Regions from separate parts of the Mus musculus genome. Here region 1 is linked to region 2. The links are chromatin loops, found by intact Hi-C in ENCODE. Cell type or tissue: left cerebral cortex. All regions are shown on one strand. Links, peaks and the distances in the headings refer to the core of each region. The heading gives the core; the rest is flanking DNA.

Region 1 (10,964 bases), core at 1,003-9,002, 920 kb after region 2:
TTATTTTATAACCATGACCCTAAAGAATTTAAATTTTGCTATAGGTACCCCTAAGCTGAGAAACAGGGGGGGTGTCCAGGTGAGCTGAATGAACCGTTCAGTTTGGTCTTCTGCTTTTCTTTTTTTTTTTTCCTTTTTTTCCTTTTTTTCTTTGCTGAGTATGTGCCGTTAACTTTCTTTAAAGTAGCATGTAACTTGCTTTAGAAACGGGAGGTGGTACTGACATTTTCTGTAGAGTCTTAATTTTTCTTCACAGGTTTTTGCTTTAAGTCTGACAAGTAGGTAAAGCTTCTAATGGTTGTTCCTCCCCGTTGGTTTATCTCCCCATAGGTTTATTAACAAAACTAGGATCCCCAAGACTGAAGAGCCGAGAAGACACCTCGAGTGTATTGACACACACGTAAAGAAGCAGCAGTCCTGCCCCAGTTCTCCTAAGAAAAGTCCGCTGTGGGCAGAGAGCGATGATGATTTAATGGTGTTTACTCCTTACAGGGTTCTTAGCTCGAAAGCTTTGTGTTTTCAGTGGTGTTGCTCTTACATATAGTCAGACTTGGGGATGTTTTTTAAAATTCACAAGAAAAACAAAATTTGATGGAAAAGTTGGGACTGGTCCATATGTTGATTGGAGCAGTGGAGTAATTGAGTGTATCATTCCACAGAGCCCTCCATGCTCACTCAAGCTAGCCTGCTCTGTTAGGCCTTAGTCACTGCCATTACGGCCTTCTATACAGGCTAGCAGATGCTCTGTCATTTCTGTCACCTCCCATGTGGGAATCAGATGCAGTAGTCATGTATTTGCATCTGTGCAGGAAGATTGCAGCTTGCTTGAATTTTTGAATTTGTTTTTTCCTTTATATGTTTTCTTGATATTAACCTACAGGGGAGAAGTATGTTTATTCAAACAGTACCATTAATCTTCAAAGGTGTAAAGCAATCAGTGTTTTGTTGTAAATATGTATATTTAAGAAACCATGTGTTGTACTATACCTTTTTCTCTTAATGTCACATAATAGAAGCAATGGAAACAAGGAAGATTTCTTTCAAGCCAATCAAGCCAAGGACTCTTCAGCCAGTGTTAGAAGATTTTGTATTTGATCTTGATTTTTGTTTTGTTTTGTTTTCACTTTTTACATTTTTACTACTATGACATGTTTTTCTTTGCATCGGGATCCTGCCAGAGTAAGATGTCAAGACGCACACTGGAGGTTACCTTGAGGCGGTTGTGAAATCTTCGTACTAGCGAGTAGCCATGGTGACAGTAGCCACATGGGTGTTCTGTTGCTGTTTTGCAGGTTCAAACCTTGTACTACTCAGCTGATCACAAGCTGCTTGATGGGAACCCACTAGATGGACAGGCTGAGGTGTTTGGCAGTGATGATGACCACATTCAGTTTGTGCAGGTACACATTGCACAGTCTGAGGTAACCTCAGGTTAAACTTTAACTGGAGAACTTATAGCATTCTTAAATTTTCCTTTAACAAAGGAAAGTGGATGAATTCCATTGTTATAACTGGACAGAGACTTTTTGGGGAGAAAAGAGGCATATTTTACAGCTTCCAGCATTTTTGCCACACTAGTAGAAGCTAACTCAGCCAATTAGACAAACTCCATTTACACCTTTTCTCTCAAATTACTGTTCACAACTAGTAATTAGAATAGTAAAATAAAGCAATATGTTAGGGTTTCGTTAATTTGGTTAGATTTTTTTTTAAGGTTATTTGTAACACGCATGATCAAAAGGATCAGTTTTAAAAAGATATAGTTGATTTAAATTGCTGATGGCTGTGAAAGAAATTTTGTCTATTTAATTACTGAACACTCATGAAATAGAAACTATATCGTGATTTATAATAACTTTATACAGTGTTGAACTCAGAAATGGTTGATCATGTGTTACAGTGTGGTCTGGATGTTTCTCCAGCAGAATGTATTAAAGCAGTATAGTTTCCTTGTGTTGATCGAGTTACGTCTGTAGCCTTTTATTAAACACGCACTTAAATTTATACACATTTTTAACAGTAGAGAACAAACATCTGAGGTATCTGAACAATCTTATGGACACTGACAGTATACAGAAAAGAAACATTATTGTTTTTGTGTGTTAAAATTAAACCAATGTTCTGCATGTGTTTTTTGCCCTCCAACACTGAGCAACACCATAGCAGCCCCACAAATCGTACATGCCACGTTGAGCCAGTCACTAACCATGCTCTTAAGAAGAAAAGCGCCCTGGAGCCTTTCTCTTCAATCACCGCTCTACACCTTCCAAAAACCGATTGTCCTAGCTTGAGATACAAACATATTTTGCCTGCTTGGAATCTTTATAAAATAGTCATGTAATATGCATTCTTATATGGCTTTTAGCATTGTGAAGAAATTAAGCCATGGAGTGTTTGCTTTCAAAGTTGGCTCAGTGATAGTATACTGACTGTGTGATAATGTTATCTAGATTAGATGCCTGTGGTATCCCATGGCAATAATAGTACTTCTAAAACAAGTTGGGACTTGGGTTAGCCAAAAGCCGTGTTTGTATTTCTACTTGGAGCATCCAGATTGTTTTATCTTTAATTATAAATATTGTAAGTTAAAGTAGCCTTTCTAATGGCAAAAGATTAAATACCAGCCAGTGGTAGGCTGTGATGCTCGACGTGAAGACATAGCGTGTGTAGCTTCTATTACAGGACCCTACCAAGGTAGTAAACAATACTGTCTGAAGAGAGGCTTCTACCATCAGAGGGCCTGAGGGGGCCTGTGGGATGAGACATGAGGTGGGAGGCGTGGGATTTAGTAGATTAGTCTTAGATGAGCAGAAGAAGATTATCCATGCAGGGTGCTGCTCTGTTGTTGGCAGTCTAATCTGGAAAAGGAAACGTACAACTGATGCTTTTTCCTATGGGTGGCAAGAAGAATTTTTTTAAAAATTTTGTGTGGTCTGGGGATGAAACCTGGGGCCTTTGCATATGACAGGCAAGTGCTCTACCTGAGCTACATGTACAGCAAGGAGAATTTAGACAAGAATACTGAATGGAAAGAATATGTAGTTTAAAAAGTTCATAGTGAAACACTTTGAGTTTAGAGAGATGTGGCTAGTTATACTTCTAGTTGGCATTCCTTAATCATAGGAAATGGCTAATTGTTGGGTGTCTCTGGGCTGACTACGTGATGATCTTAACAGATTTGCGGTTTTTAACTTTACAAAGTTGGCTTGGACTTTGCTTTTTTTTTTTTTTTTTTGATGGTCAGACACAGGGTAGATTAACGCTTGTGAGAGCAGTTTGTACACCATTTCAGGTAATAGTTTCAAGTTTTCAAGAATGATGAAAAGCTTAGTAATCTAAGGATATGGAGACGGACCAATTCCACTCATCTGTGCCTATACCTAGCTCTCCAAGGGTTGAGGGCAGGTCTTAATAGTGCTTTAGGGCAGTTTGGGAATGAGAAGAAGATCATGGGAGTGTGTGAGACACTGGCCTTTCTGTCTGTCTTGCTAAAAGATTTTGAATAGAGACCATGGAGGTGAAAAGTTGTGGGGTCATACCCTAGATTTCAGGGATGAGAGGAGTAGGTAGAGAGGTAGCCTGGGAAGGAGGAATGAGATGAGAAACAACTCTGGAAAAGCTGCCCGAGAAGAAAGCGTGGATGCCAAATACATGAGCTCTTCTGGAAGGTGATCTAAAGAGGGGAGTAGTTGTGTTTGCATAGGCGTCTCCAGGATTGTGTCTCAGGTGTGTTTGTTAATGCCAGTAGTTTTTAGTGCTGGAGTGTCGCTCCCATCATGGTCACTCTCTCAGTCACAATTCATATGTTAGAGTGCTCTTACTGCTGTGAGGCCTCTGTAGTATAAGAATGGCCTAGTTCTTATTTTGTGATACTTGGGACCTCTTTCCACAGATTGAGGTGGAGATTTTAATGTGTCTTATAATCCTTAAAAAGCAGGATTTTTTTTTAAACCGTTTCTTTGTTGATTTTTGTTTCCACTAGCAATACAGGTTTTTACTAGAAACTACTTGTTTGTGCAGTCTGTCCCTGGGGACCAGGTTAATTGGGTGAGCTGAGTTTGTAGGTACTGAAGTACATGTTCTTTTCATGGTAGACATTTAAGACTCGGTACCAGGCTGTGACACATGAAATTCTGTATGATCCGTTCTCGAGGGGGTGGAAAGCAATCTGCAAAAGAAGCTCATAAAAGCATACTAATTCTCGAAGAATCTGGCATTACTGTTCCTGAATTACAATTTTGCGAGTGGTTCTTTTAGTATTACTTCATTTCTGATTACTCTGTGTGTATTTAGCTTTTTCATTATCAATAATAAGTAGCCCTAAATAAAATGTACATGCCTCTGATTGATACTTCCCTGTAAACTGCTTTCAGAGACTGGCAGACCCTGTGTGTGCTCACTCTTTGCTGGCATTGTATGAAGGATGGTTAGGTCGACAGTTCCTTACATAGAGCAGATGAGATGTGTTGTTTTCTCCTTCCTGCTCCTATATTGAGATAGCATTCTGGTGTTTGACCTGTGGTGTGTTTTTTGAATTGTTCAAATTGATCTTTTTCTGAGCAGCCAGTTGTGTAGATGAAGCTGTTTCATTTTTAAGTAATGGTGTAAGTGTGGCAGGAGCCTGTCAGCTGGAAAGTGTTGGTTTGTGTTGTTTAGTGTGCTTTGAGTGTGCGTGTAGGTGGAAGGTGCTCAGTGTGTGGGCAGTGTTGCACAGTAGCTCAGGAACAAAGGTGCAGCAGGAATGCTCTCTGGCTAGGTTTCTGTAGCTGCCTTTTGATTTTGCAGAAAAAGCCACCCCGTGAGAATGGCCATAAGCAGATAAGTGGCAGTTCCACTGGATGTCTCTCTTCTCCAAATGCTTCAATGCAAAGCCCTAAGCATGAGTGGAAAATCGTTGCTTCAGAAAAGACTTCAAGTAAGTTTGTCTTCAGTTTATCTATTTGTAAGGATAGTGGTCAGTTTAATACTGAATAAGGAAAAACTCAGAGCAATGGCATATGGAAAACCATAGTAGAAGTTCCGTTCTGGAGACTGGAATACAATTTAGAATTCTCTAACCACCCTAAGTGTTAATATTAATAGTTCCATGGTAAACACAGAGCTCTTGTGTTCACAGATAACACTTACTTGTGCCTGGCTGTGCTGGACAGTACATTCTGTGTCATTTTCCTTCATGGGCGGAACAGTCCACAGAGCTCACCAACAAGTACTCCAAAACTGAGCAAGAGTTTAAGCTTCGAGATGCAACCAGATGAGCTTCTAGAAAAGCCCATGTCTCCCATGCAGTACGCACGGTCTGGACTAGGGACAGCAGAGATGAATGGCAAACTCATAGCTGCAGGTAAGAGCAGAACGCTGGGTGTGACAGACAGGCCTTATATTGATTGACTTGCAGCAAGAGGACTCAACATGCTGCATTTCAAGACAGGAATAACATTGATATTGAATATCCCTAAGTTTGGTTAGAAGTCATTATTTTAATTTAAAAGGGCGTGGTGCGCTACACCATGAACCCAGGGCCTCAGGGCTTGCTAGGCCAAGTGCTGTAGTACACTCATTATGTTCGACTACAGAGTAGATAAACTTGTTAGTTCTCAAGCCAGAATAAGCAGTTTGCTCATAGATAACGAATGCTACTCCTTGACATTAGGAACGGTCAGTTAAATACCTTTCTCGTTAGGTACACAACCTACAGACATCCTGGCTGGACCCTGGTGACCAGCCACATAGTTTGTAATCTTAGCACTTGGGTGGTGTAATAAGGGGCTCAAACTGTAAGACAGCCTGGGAGATATAGTAAGATGCCCACTGCCACTAGGGGGGAATCCAGCCATTCTGATCATGTTTCACATTTTAAGCAAACTTACGATTCTTTTGCCAGGTGGTTATAACAGAGAGGAATGTCTTCGAACAGTTGAATGCTATGATCCACATACAGATCACTGGTCCTTCCTTGCTCCCATGAGAACACCAAGAGCCCGCTTTCAAATGGCTGTGCTGATGGTAAGTACGGTATGCTGCAAAACAATCCTTTAGCTTTGTGGTCTTTCTTAGGACTACCCAGGGGGAATTCTTACTTATCACTTTTGATATAGGGACAGCTCTATGTGGTGGGTGGATCAAATGGACACTCAGATGACCTGAGTTGTGGAGAAATGTATGATCCAAACATTGATGACTGGACCCCTGTTCCAGAGCTGAGAACCAACCGTTGTAATGCAGGTAATAACACTCTTCTAACCAACACAGCCAGTGTTTACTCATGATTTAACTCATGGGTTACTGACATGGTTTACCCCTTCCTAGGAGTGTGTGCTCTGAATGGGAAATTGTACATTGTTGGTGGCTCTGATCCATATGGTCAAAAGGGCCTGAAAAATTGTGATGTATTTGATCCTGTAACGAAGTCATGGACAAGCTGTGCTCCTCTTAACATTCGTAAGTTGGTCTGTTTTTGTTTTGTTTTGCGGGGGATAGAGTTTGCCTAGAACTTTCCATGTAGCCCAAACTGTCTGGCCTTGAACTTGTAGTTCTTTAAAGACCTGTGAATTAATAGGTTGTTATAGTACACATTTACAGTTTTGATAGCTGTAATAATAATCCTGGTTTGCCTTAACTTTTATAGGTCGACACCAGTCTGCAGTTTGTGAACTTGGTGGTTATTTGTATATAATTGGAGGTGCAGAATCTTGGAATTGTCTGAACACAGTAGAACGATACAATCCTGAAAACAACACCTGGACTTTAATTGCACCCATGAATGTGGCGAGGCGAGGGGCTGGAGTCGCTGTGCTTGATGGTGAGTATCCAGGTTTAGAGAGAGCTAAATAGTACAAATGGGAGGAGCTCTGAAATGCCAAGAAGGGTCACTTACACACTCTTAGGTAGACTGCAGGGACCGGTGGAATGGCCCAGCAGGTAGAATGCCTACCTTTCTGGCAAAACCCCAGTGTTGGATCCCCAGATGTCATGTAAAGGTGGGAGGAGGGAACTGACCCACATAGTTGTCCTCTGACTTCTGTGCTGCAGCATGTGTAAGCCTACACCCATGGCATACACAGAATAATTAGGAATCATTTTTTAAAAATTCAGATTATTTTGTCTCTTGTGACACAAAGGGATTTTCCCCTCTAAGTGTCTGTTAATAACCTAAATATATTCTTTTACCCATCTCTTGGTAAGTGTTCTTAACCAAGTTCCAAATTTCCCTCTGTGAGATGTATCCATTATTCAGTCTTAGATTTTGATTGACCTTATTTTAGGATAGTAACTTTAAGAATTTTATTTCAAAGCATAATCTCAGTCAGTTTTCTTTTGTAGACAGTGTCCTTTCACACAGTCTTTATTGATTGCTTTATTGTCTGTAGTATTAGTTAACATCATTTGGAACAAAGCTGAATCTTAGCAAGACTTTGTGGCTCAATCAGTGAGCATGTAAGTGTGTGGAGAATAGAAACAGCCTCCTGACCCAGACCCCAGACCCTTGTGAGCCCTAGCAGTGTAGTTACAGCTGGATTCATGCAAGTGGGGTAAGTGATAATCAGAAGAGAAAATAATGAATCTGAAAATTAGTGACCCCCCATAGTTTATTGCTGACATTTTTTGTTCTATTGAGTATCTAATTTGAAAAAAAAATCATATGAAAGGTCTAGAAGTTCAGTCATTATCTGTTCCCTATATACCTACTTTTGTGGTGCCACTTTGAACCAAGGCCTCACTTTTACTGGATAAGTGTTCTACCATTGACCTACATAGAGGGGCATAGCCCTAGTCCCTCCTATAACTTCTTTGAATATATAGAACTCTGATAGTTTGTCACTTAACATATTTAGGCAAGTTTCTACCTTCTTTGTGTCTCTTAATTGTTCATCTGTGAAATGATGACAGTAGTAATTACTATGGAATTGTGGGAGATGTATTTAACATGATGCAATTTCTGCCCTTTTATCCCTATAGTTGCCTAAGTTTCTGTAGGAATGGATTCTTGTCCATTTTATTCATCTCTATGGTTTCCAGTATCTGTGCCACAATTACACAGACCTTTCTTTTTTTTAAAGATAAGATTTCATTATGTAGCCCAGGCTGATCTCATACTAATAATCCTTAGTCATGGCTTCCTGAGTGGTGACATTACAAGTGTGTGTTGCTATGCCTTGCCTTAACAGAACGGACAAGCATTTCTAGTTAAAACTCACTCAATTTTGGAGGCCTTTTTTTTTTTTTTTAAATTTGTTTTCTGAGCCTTTTTAGACTGACTGCCTTGTTTCTCTTTTAGGAAAACTGTTTGTAGGTGGTGGCTTTGATGGTTCTCACGCCATCAGTTGTGTGGAGATGTATGATCCAACTAGAAATGAATGGAAGATGATGGGAAATATGACTTCACCAAGGAGCAATGCTGGGATCACAACTGTAGGGAATACCATTTATGCAGTGGGAGGATTCGATGGCAATGAGTTTCTGAATACTGTGGAAGTCTACAACCCTCAGTCAAATGAGTGGAGCCCTTACACAAAGATTTTCCAGTTTTAACAAATTTAAGAACCCCAAACTAACAGGCTTAGTGATGTAATTGTGTTTAGTAGAGGTACACTTGTGAATAAGGAGGGTGGGTGGGGTAGATGTTGCTAACTGCAACACAAAGCTTTTGCATATTGCATATTATTAAACATGCTGTACATACTTTTTGTGTTTGGAACGGAATGCAAAGATGAAGGTCTGTTTCTGTATTCTTAAGACATCTTTGGTTATTTTACTTTTTGAAGGTTGATACTGTAAAAGAATAAACCACAAATTGATTGGGAACATCATTTCAAGAAGTCCCTGCTCCTCCACATTTGTTTTGCCGATTTGCACATTAAATGACTCTTCCCTCAATTCTGTCTTAAGAGGCAAGAGGGGTAGGGTTTACACGTAGGCAGTTGGGTTTTTTAAGGGCCCCTTTTCAATAACTGGAACACTCTATAACAAGATACTTATTTAAATAGATAACAATGACTATTTTTGTTTTTATTAAAAGAAAGTTGACATGCCTACCAATATTTAGTCTTTTATGATTACATTTTTATAACTTTTTATATTCTCAGCAGAGTGCTTTATCTGTTGAAGTAAAATGTGACAGATTCACATTATCAAAGCAGAGTGGCAGAGGAAAGGATGCAGAGTGGCTGTTTCTTTTAAAAAATGCTCAGAACGCAGACTTCACCATTTGCCGCAGCTGTACCTTTTTTTCTTTCCTATCTGAGAGTGCAGTATCGATGTTATTTGGATGGAGTTGCTGAATGGTAACAGTAATTCAAACCCAGGTTTGATGAGTTACTTGACTTACTGAAGCATTTAAACTGTCTTTATTTATCATTAACCAAACAAATGTAAGTGGAAGCCTTTGATTGAAAACAATTAAACTGTATTGGGTTTGTGAATGCACCCCTTTTCAGAAGTGTTTTGTTCAGCTTTCTTACCTGGATTAATACTGGTTGGGGTGGCTCGGTGTCTGTGTAGTGCTACACCTAATTTATGGTGCCCAAATGAGCAAATCTAATGCTTGCTGCAGATACAAACACATTAAAGGTACTTTGCAGTAAATCCTTGCACTGTGGGATTTAATGTCCAAATGTTTGTCACTCAGTTCATTACTTATAACGGAGGGGGGGGGTTTGTTTTTCTCTGTAAGGATGAGTTTACAGTATTAGTAGAAAATACTCATTTGCCATATCTGAAGTAAGGGATGGTGTGAAGTTTGTGTTTCACATAAACTAAGCCAGGTGGTGTTGGCGCACGCCTTTAATCCCAGCACTTGGGAGGCAGAGGCAGGTGGATTTCTGAGTTCGAGGCCAGCCTGGTCTACAAAGTGAGTTCCAGGACAGCCAGGGCTACACAGAGAAACCCTGTCTTGAAAAAGACCCCCCCAAAAAATAAAATAAAATAAATCAGCCAGCTGGCATAAGATGACCATAAGTGGCTGACTTGGGATGTGAATGTATTTTCTTCAGATGTTAGATTGGTCCTTTGCCACCTCATTTCTTTGGTGTACAACCACCAGGAAAGAAAATCAGTTCACCTGCTGTGGAGTTATCTTTTTCTGGTTTGGTTTTGGATTAACTAGTTTGGCAGGTTAGCAGATTTGATGGCAGCCTAATGACTGTCCTAATACAATCTGTATTCTCTTCATCCATGAAATAGTTTGACTCCAGGATCTTAAAAATGATAGACTTGAATGGCAAGTATTTGTACAATGGCCAATAAAATACTGAACTTACAGTAGCACATACCTTTAATGCCCACACTGAGGAGGCAGGTAAAGCCTATGATATACATAGTTCCAGGCTAGCCAGGGTTACATAGAAAACAAAACCCAACTTTCTGCTAGTATTCAAGTTTGTTCTGCCTGTGACCCTGAACCCTGTTGCTGACAGCTCCACACCTTACTGGTAAAATACTCAGGTTGTTAGAACATACAGAAAGGGGACTTCCTAAGGTGCAGGAGGAACTGCAAGGTCCAGTAGGCACTTTGAAAAGTGCAGTTCAGGAGTGCCTAAGGTAAAGTAAAAGTAAAATGGGATTCCTTTATACATAAACCTGTGTGGGATTAGAACTCTCCAAACTGAAAGTTATAGTAACCTACCAATTGCTAATGGTATACACTGTAATATTGCTGGATAAGATGGTACTGATCGATGGACTGCAAACTTGCCCTTGCTTTGACAGCACTTACTGATGTTGGAGCCATTCAAAGATTAGTATGGCTCTACACAATAGTGAATCTTGAAGGCTAACCTTTGAGAACATCTAACAGCCTAGCTTTTTCTTAAGATTTATTATTTTATGTATATGAGTGCACCACTGTTCTCTTCAGACACATCAGAAGAGGGCATCAAATCCCATTACAGATGGTTGTGAGCCACCACGTGGTTGTTGGGAATTGAACTCAGGAATTGAAACTCAGGCCGCTGAGCTAATCTCTCCAG
Region 2 (10,964 bases), core at 1,102-9,101:
GAGTATGTTTATATAAACATTTGTGGCACAGCTTCATAGAATTGTCGACTTAACGTTTTAGAGAAACACTGATGACGATTCGTGTAGTTCACTGACTCAGTAAGAAATAACCTATTATGATTTAGGAAGAAGTTATGGCAGAAGAAAGTACTGATGGAGAGGCAGAAACTCAAGCCTATAATCAGGACTCTCAAGATTCCATTGGAGAAGTGAGTAAACATATACAACTATTAAAAATCAATTGTTTTGACCTATTGAAACACTACTTGCTTTTTTTTTTTTTTTTTTTTTTTTTGGTTTTTTGAGACAGGGTTTCTCTGTGTAGCTCTGGCTGTCCTGGAACTCATTTTGTAGACCAGGCTGGCCTCGGAACTCAGAAATCCGCCTGCCTCTGCCTCCTGAGTGCTGGGATTAAAGGCGTGCGCCACCACGCCCGGCTCACTACTTGCATTTTTAAATTTGTTTTGTTTTGCTTTTTGAGGCAAGTTTTTACCATGTAGCCTAGGCTAGCCTTAAATTCAGACAGCCCTGCTTTTTTTAAGTGTTGGAATTACAGGCATATACTATCATGTCTGACACTGTGTGCTTTAAAACAGGTTCTTAAATTTGTTTCTCTGATTTTATTGTTTGTTATTGTATATTGTTTTGTATTGATTGTTGTCGTTCATAAATTTCTTAACTCATAGATGCTACTTAATAATTTGAAAAAAAATAGATTTACTGAATACTTAAGCCAAATGATTCATTTTTAAATCAGTGTCAGAAATTTTTGTTAATAGTTTATTTTAATAGCAAGCAAAATGTAGAAAGTAATTATGCAAAAAATTATTTTAGTATCTAGCATATGCTGAATATTGAGTATCCCTTATCCAGTACCAACAGCATTTCATGCAGACTTTGGCGTATTTGTCTAGAGCCAGCAAAAAGCACTGTTTGGGCTTGCTGTCACTTGTTAATGTCGGTTTAGGCTGATGTTCTGAGGAGTTAAAGCTTGAGCACTTTGGGTGCCATGGCTCACCTATGGAGCTGTCCTCCCAGCCTCCCAGTTCTTGATATGCTTGTTTTTAGAGGATGCTCTGAGAATGAACCTGATCTTTAGAGTGCAGAGCTTTGGTTTATGCCAGTCTTTGCCACATGTAGACGGAAAGGCTTAACCATCTGTAAATTACTTTTTATTTTTAATTCTTGTATATTTTTAATTAAAACATAATTATATCACTCTTCCTTTCTTCAGCCACTCCAGCTTCTTCCATGTACCCCCTTCCCTATCAAAGTGGTAACTTTTTCCCTGTTATTATTATTACATGTTCTATGTATGTATGCATAAGTGCATACATGTACATATACATAAATAAAACCTACTGGGTCCCATTTTCACATTTTATATGTACATAACTTGAAGGTTTTGTGTATATTGGACAATCAGGTATGGGCTCATCCCTGGAATAGACTAACTCTACCTCTCAGCTGTCATCACTTGCCTGTAGGTGTGGCCCTGTGAGATATCCTTTTATTTACTTAATGGATTTATTGCTGTATATTCTTGCTCCTTAACCTCCTCCCACTGCACCTCCTCTTCTTTCAAGTGTTATGCAAGTGCTCAGAACGTTTCAGGTTCCAGTTTTTGGGTTACGGATAGTCAGTTTATATGTGTATTGCAGTGTTTCAAACATAATCCGTGTAATGGGGTAACATTAGTTTTTTTGTTATGTGTTTTATTTTAAAACAATAGAAATATTTTAGTTTATTCATTATGTATCCAGATTATTGCTAGTTTTGGTAAAGACCTTTTTAACTCTTAAAGGGAGTTACCCAGGGAGATTATACACCAATGGAAGACAGTGAAGAAACATCACAATCTCTACAAATCGATCTTGGACCACTTCAGTCAGATCAACAGACTACTTCCTCTCAAGATGGTCAAGGCAAAGGAGATGATGTAATTGTAATTGACAGTGATGATGAAGATGATGATGAAGAAAATGATGGCGAACATGAAGTGAGTTTAGTATCTATCAGCCTTCCTTCTGCTTCCCTTCCAGAGCTAGGGCTCAAAGCCAGTGCACTGTGCACATTGGCCTTGAGCTCTGGATCTTCTGACCTTCTACCTGTGTGCTGCTTTCAACCATTGTGCTTTAAGTCTTTGGTGTTTCTAATATATCAAGTAGTGGATTCTCATTCCCAGTCAGTTTTATTAGATTATCAAGTTCTTTTATACAGATTAGTTCAGGAATGTAGGATTGTGTATTAGAATTAAAAAGCTGATGGTGGATAATCAATTTTTAAACATTTTGTTTACCTTGTTTTGGCTGCATTATTTTGTTATTTATTAGAGGTAGGATCTTGGTATATCATATAGCCCAAGCTTGCTGTGAAGTCTCAAAAATTCTGCTTCAGTCTTTTGAATGCTGAGATTATAGAAATGTATGGCCTGCCTAGCTTGTTTGTAAATGATTGCTGTATCATTTAGGATTTGTTTTCAGATTTCATCTTTAGTCTTAATAAAAATGGCTATATGAATCTGATGGTCTGTGCTCTTGTTTCTGGAAATCAAAGAAGAAACAGGAGTTCATAGTTGTTTTATTTGTTTGTTTCTACTTTACCACCCTGTACCATTTCCAAATCAATCACTTTCATTCTTTGAAATGTTACAGTTTTTTGTTTGTTTGTTTGTTTGTTTTTTCCCTTACTGTGGAAACGTCAAAACTCTTGAAACACTCCTGTATGCTATTCTAAGTGTGCAAAAGGAGTGGCGTGCACTTTATTCACACTTGGACATCTTCTTCTAGGATTATGAAGAAGACGAAGATGATGATGATGATGAAGAAGATGACACGGGGATGGGAGATGAGGGTGAAGATAGTAATGAAGGAACTGGTAGTGCAGATGGTAATGATGGATATGAAGCTGATGATGCTGAGGTAACTGGTTAGAATTGAAACTGTCTCCTTAAGAACTGTGCTTAGAAAGCTTGCTGTTTTCCTGTCATATAGAAAATCTTGTGTTACCAGGATAATAAAAGTCTTCATACCTTTGAAGTTTTGTTTGTTTGGCTTGCTTGGTTTGGTTTTCCTCTGGTTTGTTTGCTTTTAATCATTTGGTGTGGCTTTTTTTGTAACCTAGTCATTTGATCTGCTTCAGTCATTACATTTTGTTCTTAGGGTGGTGATGGGACTGATCCAGGTACAGAAACAGAAGAAAGTATGGGTGGAGCTGAAAGTCATCAGAGAGCTGCTGATTCTCAAAACAGTGGTAAGAGCATTAGTCTTTCAGTAGAGTAGTCTGGTAATATTTTTTAATATTTTACTAGAGTTGTACTTCTGATGTAGTATAACTCTAGTAAATTGGTAACTAAGTGCTCTGCCCTCCTGATGTGGCCATTAGATGCCATTATACTATCTGTCCACCTCATTGAACTATTGTGAAGGTCAAATGTCCTAGACTCTCTAATGTAGCATAAAGCCATTTGGAATAATTAAAGCAGGGATGGGTAGCAGCTCACAGCTAGAAGAGGTTGGTCCACCAAAACCCTGTTTTAAGATTTGTATGTAGATGTGTCTTTAGATACTACCACTGAAGGTTTTTTCGCAAAAGATATTCTTAGCCATTTTCCCCCAAATATAACACATATAAATGTTCTTTCCGTAAGACTTCTTTTGGGAGGAGTGGGTACTTTTGTGTCAATCAAAATTAAGTTCTAGTAGTCTTAAGGTTAGAGTTGGTCCATTTTCAAATTGTTTATAGGGTTAGAGAGATGGTTCCGTATTTTTTAAGAGCACTTGGCTCCTCTTGGAAAGGCACCAGATTCAGATCCTAGCACTCATGTGGAGCCCCACAGTAATTCCCCTTCCAGGTGATCTGGCAACCTCTCACAGCCTCTATGGACACCAGGCATGCATATAGTAGTACACAGACATATATGCAGGCAAAAATCTCAAACACATAAAGTAAAAATAATTTCTTTTTGTTAAGGTACTACTCTTGTGACTAGTTTTATTTGTCCCAAATTCTCAAACTAAATTTAAGTTAATAATTTGGATTATAGAAAAGTAAAGTGTTTTAAATACCAACTGTCAGGACAGGGTTCTGATTCTAGATCAGATTTAGAAACTATTCTCTGGCATCCTACATTTCATAGTGGAGACAACAAGATCTAGATACCTGAGTAGTAATTGGAATTTGAAGTTTGGGAGAACCAAAATATAAAAATATTAACAGTGAGGCTTTTTCTTAGTCACCTTGATTGATTGACATGCTGTTTCTCTAGAAAGGGGTAAGTAGCTTGTGCAGTGATTAAGAATAGTATTGGACTAGAGAGATAACTCAGTGGTTAAGAGCACATATTGCTCTTTAATCGGCCTGAATTTAGTTTCTGTATTAGGTGGTATATAGCCATATATAACACATGCTGCAGGGGACCCACTCTCTTCCAGCTTCCATAGGCACACAGACACTCATAAGCACATTTAAACATTAAGAAATTATAGTACCATAAGTCAAAATGTAGTAAATACATGCTTGATCAAATCTTGAGCAAAGTGCTTTCATCTGTCGTTTGAGTCTTGAAGGGAGGGTGCTTACTTGCCTGTTTGTCTGTTAACCATCCAGAGTGAGACAGAGGTAATCCCAGTATTCGGCAGGTAGGAGGAGCTGAAGTTCAAGGCTAGCCTACTACATAGCAAGTTTGAAATGAGCCAGGACTCTGTGAGACCCTTCGAGGTTTAGGCCATGTGATTTCATAGTCTGGGCTTGGTTTCCAAACTGAAGTCTTTCTTCCATAGGTGAAGGAAATACAAGTGCAGCAGAGTCTTCCTTCTCTCAGGAGGTTGCCAGGGAACAGCAGCCCACGTCAGCGTCTGAGAGACAGACTCCGCAAGCACCGCAGTCACCAAGGCGCCCTCCACATCCTCTCCCCCCACGCCTGACCATTCACGCCCCACCTCAGGAGCTGGGACCACCAGTTCAGGTATTAAAAGAACCCAGCTTCTGAAAAAGCCACCTTGTAAATTCTCTTTTCCATCACATGGTCCTTCCTTTATTCCTTCCAAATAGTAGAATTTTTAATGTTTTGGCATGTTGTAAGATACTACTTTTAATTGAAACTAATCTCCAGTTTCTGAGTGTGAATGAGTTGGCTTTTGAAAACACAACTTGCTAAAAATTGTATAGTTATTAAAGTGATTATAGTCATAGCAAATACAATTCTGCTTGCTGTTATTATAGGCTTAAAATTTCTTAAATTTTATTTAATGTAAAATGCATTTAGCTGGCTTAGTAACAGTTTTGAACATTTCTTACTTAAGGTTCATAGATTTTTTTTTATTGTTATTCTACCTAACCATTTTTTCACATCAAATATTTCTACTTAGTTCATTAGTGACCCTATGTATTCAGCATGGAGTAAGTTAATTCATCTAGCTTGGTTCTTATTCTGGACATGGTGAGTGTATTGAGAACCAACCATTATGTATAAATCAAATTAAAATAAAAGTAGTGGAAATTACTTGATATTTGAAAATACAGAGTCTAAAGGAACTATATGACTAGGCATCACAAAGCATTCAGTCTGCCAATTCAAGATTGTTTTAGCTGTGAAGTAAGAAGTCAGTTGGTATATAAACTACAACGGAAAACCTCACTTAGTATTTTCAGCCAAGGAGATAGAATCTAAATGTATGTACATGCTTGAATTATAAATATGCCTTTTAGTTTATAAATATCTTTATTAATAAAATTTAAACTTTCTCACTTATATTTATGATAGATATTAGCAATTCAGAAATGTCCTGTTAATTCTAAATCTTCTAAAATTAGTTGATATTTCATTACAAAAGTAATAAACTGTATCTTTGGTGTTTGTTTTAATTGCCTAATTCTTAAAGCAAATATAATTCTTTTTCAAACAGAGAATTCAGATGACCCGGAGGCAGTCTGTAGGGCGTGGTCTTCAGTTGACTCCAGGAATAGGTGGCATGGTTAGTATCCACCCATCCTGTGCATGTAATTCACATGTATGTGGTTAGGCCTATTAAATACTGTGCTCTGTCTGTGTTTCAGCAACAACACTTTTTTGATGATGAAGACAGAACAGTCCCGAGTACCCCAACTCTTGTGGTGCCACATCGCACTGATGGGTTTGCTGAAGCTATTCAGTAAGTTGATGTAATGAGAATGAATGTTTGGTGATCCCTAGCTGCTTTCTCTTTACCTTCTAAATTGTTTTTTTGGATGTGTTATTTGTAGAGTCCTACCCTACTTGTCCATGAATCTATATATGTAATAGGATCGTGAAAAAGTCGTGTTGAGGAAGACTATCTAGGGTGAATAAAGTATACCTTCTTCTAACTGAAGCACAGTGTTACAGTGCTTATGAAGGTGGTTTCTACGGTTCGAGTGCTTCCTCACAAGAGCAGGCTCCTTGCTCTCCCTTCTGAGTAACCTCATTTTACTGATAATACAGTTTGTGCTTACATGTTTAGATACGACCTGACATATATAAGTAAATGCTGTATTGGTACTAGGGGTGATGTTGGTTATTAAAGTGATCATGATAGGTGGTTTATTGTAGGAGCTCAGGTCTCAGTAGCCAGGTGTAATGCAACAGGCTAGAAGCACGACAGTGTGCCTGATGATCTTCATTGAGCCAAGTGAAGTAATTGTTCTAACAACTAATAAGTGAGCACACCTGTCTTACACTTCCTAGTGATTACTTAGAATTTCTATGCGTTATTTAATCCTCAAAACTCTGAACTTAGAATAGACTAGAGTAACTTATTTTATATTGCTAAACAGTGAAAACTGAAATTTAAAAAAAAGAAAAAAACTTCTTTTGTTGTTGTGCTTCCTGTTGCAGTGTATCTGTTTCAAACAAGTTGAAAAAAATCAGCATAATTTGGGGAAGCTAAAAGTTAAATTATGTTACTTATATTACTAAATTTATTTCCAATATCTTTGCAAGAAACCCTTGACGAATTATTTTCATTGTTTCCTTCCCTATTTATTGATTTTTTTTTTTTAAAGCAACCTTTTCCTCTTTTGGTTTAAACAGGTAGCATTAAATTTCTCATCAAATTAATTTTTGTTCATTTAGTTCCCCACAGGTTGCCGGTGTTCCTAGATTCCGGTTTGGGCCACCTGAAGACATGCCACAGACAAGTTCCAGTCACTCTGATCTTGGCCAACTTGCTTCTCAAGGAGGTAAAATAGGCAAAAGCCAGAGGTTTCTTCAGTGTGTCTACTGAGTAGAAGTTAGTATGCTCTGCTTTTCTTCAGCTGCTATCAGTGTAACCCCGGTTCTTATTTATAAAGTTACTGACATGGCACTGCCTTTTCTAATAAATACCTCTTCAGGAAGGTTCTAGTTCCTTTAGCCTAAAGACTGGCTTTTATATATATATATTTTTTTATATATATTTCTGTATTGCTTAATTACCGTTTTATTGCCATATTGAAACACCATGACAAAGGCAACTTTTTTTTTTAATGCATTTAATTGGCTTGCTTACAGTTTTAGACAATTAGTCTGTTATTGTGGCAGGGAGCATGGTAGCAGACAGACATGATACTGGAAAAGTAGCTGAGAGCTTTACATCCTATTCTTCAAGGGAATCGAGGGACACTGGGCTTGGCATGTGCTTTTGAAACCTCAAAGCCTAGCCCTAGTCACACACTTGCTCACAAGGTCATACCTTGTCCTACCAGGCTATACCTCCTAGTCCTTCCCAGACAGTTCAACTAACTGCGGGCCACGCACTCAAACATAGGAGTCTATTGGATCCATTCTCATTCAAATCTCCACATAATGTATGATGAACAAGTAAATGCTGCTAAGAAGTGCCAGCTCCTTTAAAATTTAGGAGTACAGTGTATTTTTTGCTTACAATTTGAGAGTTGTGGCATACCTAGTTAAATATATGACTAATTAGACTTTCCCTAGCAACAAAACAAAACAAAATTGCCAGGCGTGGTGGCACACACCTTTATTTAACCCCAGCACTTGGGAGGCAGAGGCAGGTGGATTTCTGAGTTCGAGGCCAACCTGGTCTACAAAGTGAGTTCCAGGACAGCCAGGGCTATACAAAGAAACCCTGTCTTGAAAAACAATCAATCAATCAATCAATCAATAAAATGTTAAATATAAAATTAAGTAGTAGTGGTAGATGATACTTGTATGTGAGTTTTGGTATTTGTGGAATTATCATTTAGTCCATGGGTGAAATTTGATAGATTTCTGGAAACTAGCATTTTGCAAGTGAATAGAGAAGCCACTACTAACTTGCTTTGTAACCATAGGGGAAGTTTAAGTTTCACCAGCAGAAAGGATTAATAACTTTGGCAGTTAAGTGAGGAAAAGATTTTGACATAATACTTGTTTATATTTGGATATTCTGTAAAATTAGCAATTTAGGGATGCTTTTATTAGTATTAAAGAATTTAAAAGATGTGTTGAATATATTTTGAGGAACTTGATTTTTGCTTGATGGAGGAGCCTCATTATGAGCTTCAAGAAAATTATACACTTTGTACTAATTCTTTTCTTTGGTGTTTTTATGTTCTTTCATCATTCACTAATACTTAAATTTTTCTCTAGGTTTGGGAATGTATGAAACACCCCTTTTTCTGGCTCATGAAGAAGAGTCTGGTGGCCGCAGCGTTCCCACTACGCCTCTCCAAGTAGCAGCCCCAGGTGGGTGCCACGTCAATGAGGACTTTTTTTTTTTTAATTGGTGACATAGAACACATTGAAACCTATTCTGGCTCAGAACTAATGAACCACAAAGGTAAAGGTATCTGTTGTTCTTTTTAAGTGACTGTGTTCACTGAGAGTACCACCTCTGATGCTTCAGAACATGCCTCTCAGTCGGTTCCCATGGTGACAACGTCTACGGGCACTTTATCCACGACAAACGAAACAGCAGCAGGTGACGACGGAGATGAAGTATTTGTAGAGGCGGAGTCTGAAGGGTACGATTTTATTGTGTGGTTTTTGTTTGCTGTAGGTTCATTATGTTGTCATAGTTGTTTGTGTTAGCAAGCAAATACATTAAAATCTGTTTTCAGTGCTATCCTGCCCCGTGGAAAAGCCAAAGCACATATTTAAAAAGCTACTCAGCATTCAGAATTTAGGGTTACTATGAGAGAGGCAGTTTATAAAAACATTATTGAAAATTTTTTGTTTTGTTTTCTAAGGAAACAGAAATAATTTGCTAGAAGAAGCCCATAGGCAGTGGTTTTGTAGAGTTAAGTCTCAAACCTGGGATCTTAATTCTTATAAACTGAGAAGTTTGTACATTTTAGTGGTTGAGAAATAGAACACAGATTTTTCTGCTCAGAGCTCAAGGACTTGATTTGACAGTGCTTCATAAGCAAGGTCTCCTAGGATATAATGGGTAAGAGGCAGGTCTGTTTGTATTCTTTAACATCAGTGTTTAATTGAGGGGAGGTTACAAGTCCCAGTGAGAATGCTAGCTGTTACTAATTATATACATATTTTCAGGTCACTTTATATTTGTCCTTCTAACCCACACACTATTCCTAAAATATATTACTTCCCATCATAGAAATTAAGTTCAGAGCACGTTAACAATAATGTGCTTGGACTATTCTACTGGTAACAGCTCAGTGAGAATTAAAAGTCTTAACGTCAGCCCCATGCTATTTACATGTCCCCGTCTTGCAACCTTGGGGGTCTCAGGTAAGTTGTTACCAGTAGCTGCACTAATATTTGCAGATTTTTAAAAAGTAAAGTTCAGGCCAGGTTCAGGTTTTTTACTGTCTACTCTTCTGTGCTTCTTAAAAGGAGCAAGATGAAAGAACAGCCACTGAGCTAGGAACTCTGATGCCCATAGCTTGTTAGGTCTGGGTTAGTACTCAGGGTGACTGACCGATCTGCTGTTACTAGTTATGTTTCCAGTTTATCAAAGTCCACTCACTCCTGTGAGTGTCAAGACTATAAACATGCTTGTCAAATGGAAAAAGAAGGGCTGCTGAAACAGTGGTAAAAAGTAGAATTGTCGAGTATCCTAGTAAGGGTGTGAAAAAAACCCAACTCATCCCATCTCCTGGTCCACCTTACGATTAAAAATAAACACACTTAATAACCTATAACTGAGTCTAATTCTTAGTTAACTAGAACTCTGAAAGTCATTATAAAATAAATCAAAACGAACTTAGGAACATTTAAAATAAATTGTAGAATCAGTTTTCCATTTTCTAATCAATATTTATTTCTTAGTATTAGTTCAGAGGCAGGCCTAGAAATTGATAGCCAGCAGGAAGAGGAGCCTGTCCAAGCATCTGATGAATCAGATCTTCCCTCAACCAGCCAAGATCCCCCTTCGAGCTCCTCCGTAGGTAAGTACTGTCCCATGCAGCTTGACATCTCCAGGTTCAGCTCCCACACCTATATTTTAACAGCTACCTTCTTTACATAACCACATTCCATACACCTTAAAGTCAGGATTATAAATAATATAAATTATAAATAATATAAATAATATGTATAAATTGTAACTCTCAGCTTTATGTACAAAAGAATCAGAAATTATAGGTATGGTAATTATTAGTCCTGTTGATAGTCTCTGAGAATTGTCTGTCCTCTGTACTAGAATTAATACTAGTTATCAAACTATCCCTTGAGTGAAAAATGTGATTGGTTGTTCCTAGGAAATAGAATGTCTTTACATTAATTTCCTTATGGGTGACACTATCTCTGACTGGGTACTCATTCAGCAAATTTGAATGCCTAACCTAGCAGGGAAATCCCCATGTCCAAGAAAGTGACATTTAGGAAAGGATTACATCTCTGTGCTTGGAACTAACCTCTAATAATCATGAACCCATTGAACCACTCAAATGGTGCCAAGTCCCACCACAACAAAGAAAAGAGGAATGCAAGGTCCCAACCCCCGAATCAGAGACTTCCGCAACAAATATTGTTGATGTCGGTGGAGGAGATTGTCGGA

Evidence for each region. A loop is a pair of places that touch in the nucleus more often than their neighbours do. Peaks named below come from ENCODE experiments on the same cell type or tissue, not always from the same donor. Only the 100,000 strongest peaks of a DNase experiment are listed, where the experiment ranks them.
Region 1: a loop joins it to region 2, with 5 times the contacts of the local background. A loop is called at or near these places in 10 of 42 quality-filtered maps.

Annotation. Positions count from the first base shown.
Region 1 is chr1:151,354,837-151,365,800 of GRCm38, forward strand. It overlaps Ivns1abp (influenza virus NS1A binding protein), which reads left to right. Exons shown (of 15, transcript NM_054102.2): 8 at 1,293-1,400; 9 at 4,786-4,915; 10 at 5,117-5,341; 11 at 5,882-6,003; 12 at 6,096-6,222; 13 at 6,307-6,438; 14 at 6,626-6,799; 15 at 8,276-9,609. The coding sequence ends at 8,529. Among named protein-coding and RNA genes, the nearest start is that of Ivns1abp, 16 kb to the left of the region's middle. In left cerebral cortex, for the core only: no CTCF peak of the experiment used is centred there; a DNase peak (open chromatin) is centred at 4,626; H3K27ac peaks cover 249 bases.
Region 2 is chr1:150,437,278-150,448,241 of GRCm38, forward strand. It overlaps Tpr (translocated promoter region, nuclear basket protein), which reads left to right. Exons shown (of 52, transcript NM_133780.3): 40 at 126-209; 41 at 1,805-1,999; 42 at 2,790-2,921; 43 at 3,162-3,252; 44 at 4,782-4,966; 45 at 5,907-5,975; 46 at 6,058-6,152; 47 at 7,091-7,197; 48 at 8,591-8,686; 49 at 8,808-8,964; 50 at 10,235-10,353. Among named protein-coding and RNA genes, the nearest start is that of Prg4, 23 kb to the right of the region's middle. In left cerebral cortex, for the core only: a CTCF peak has its summit at 4,623; no DNase peak of the experiment used is centred there.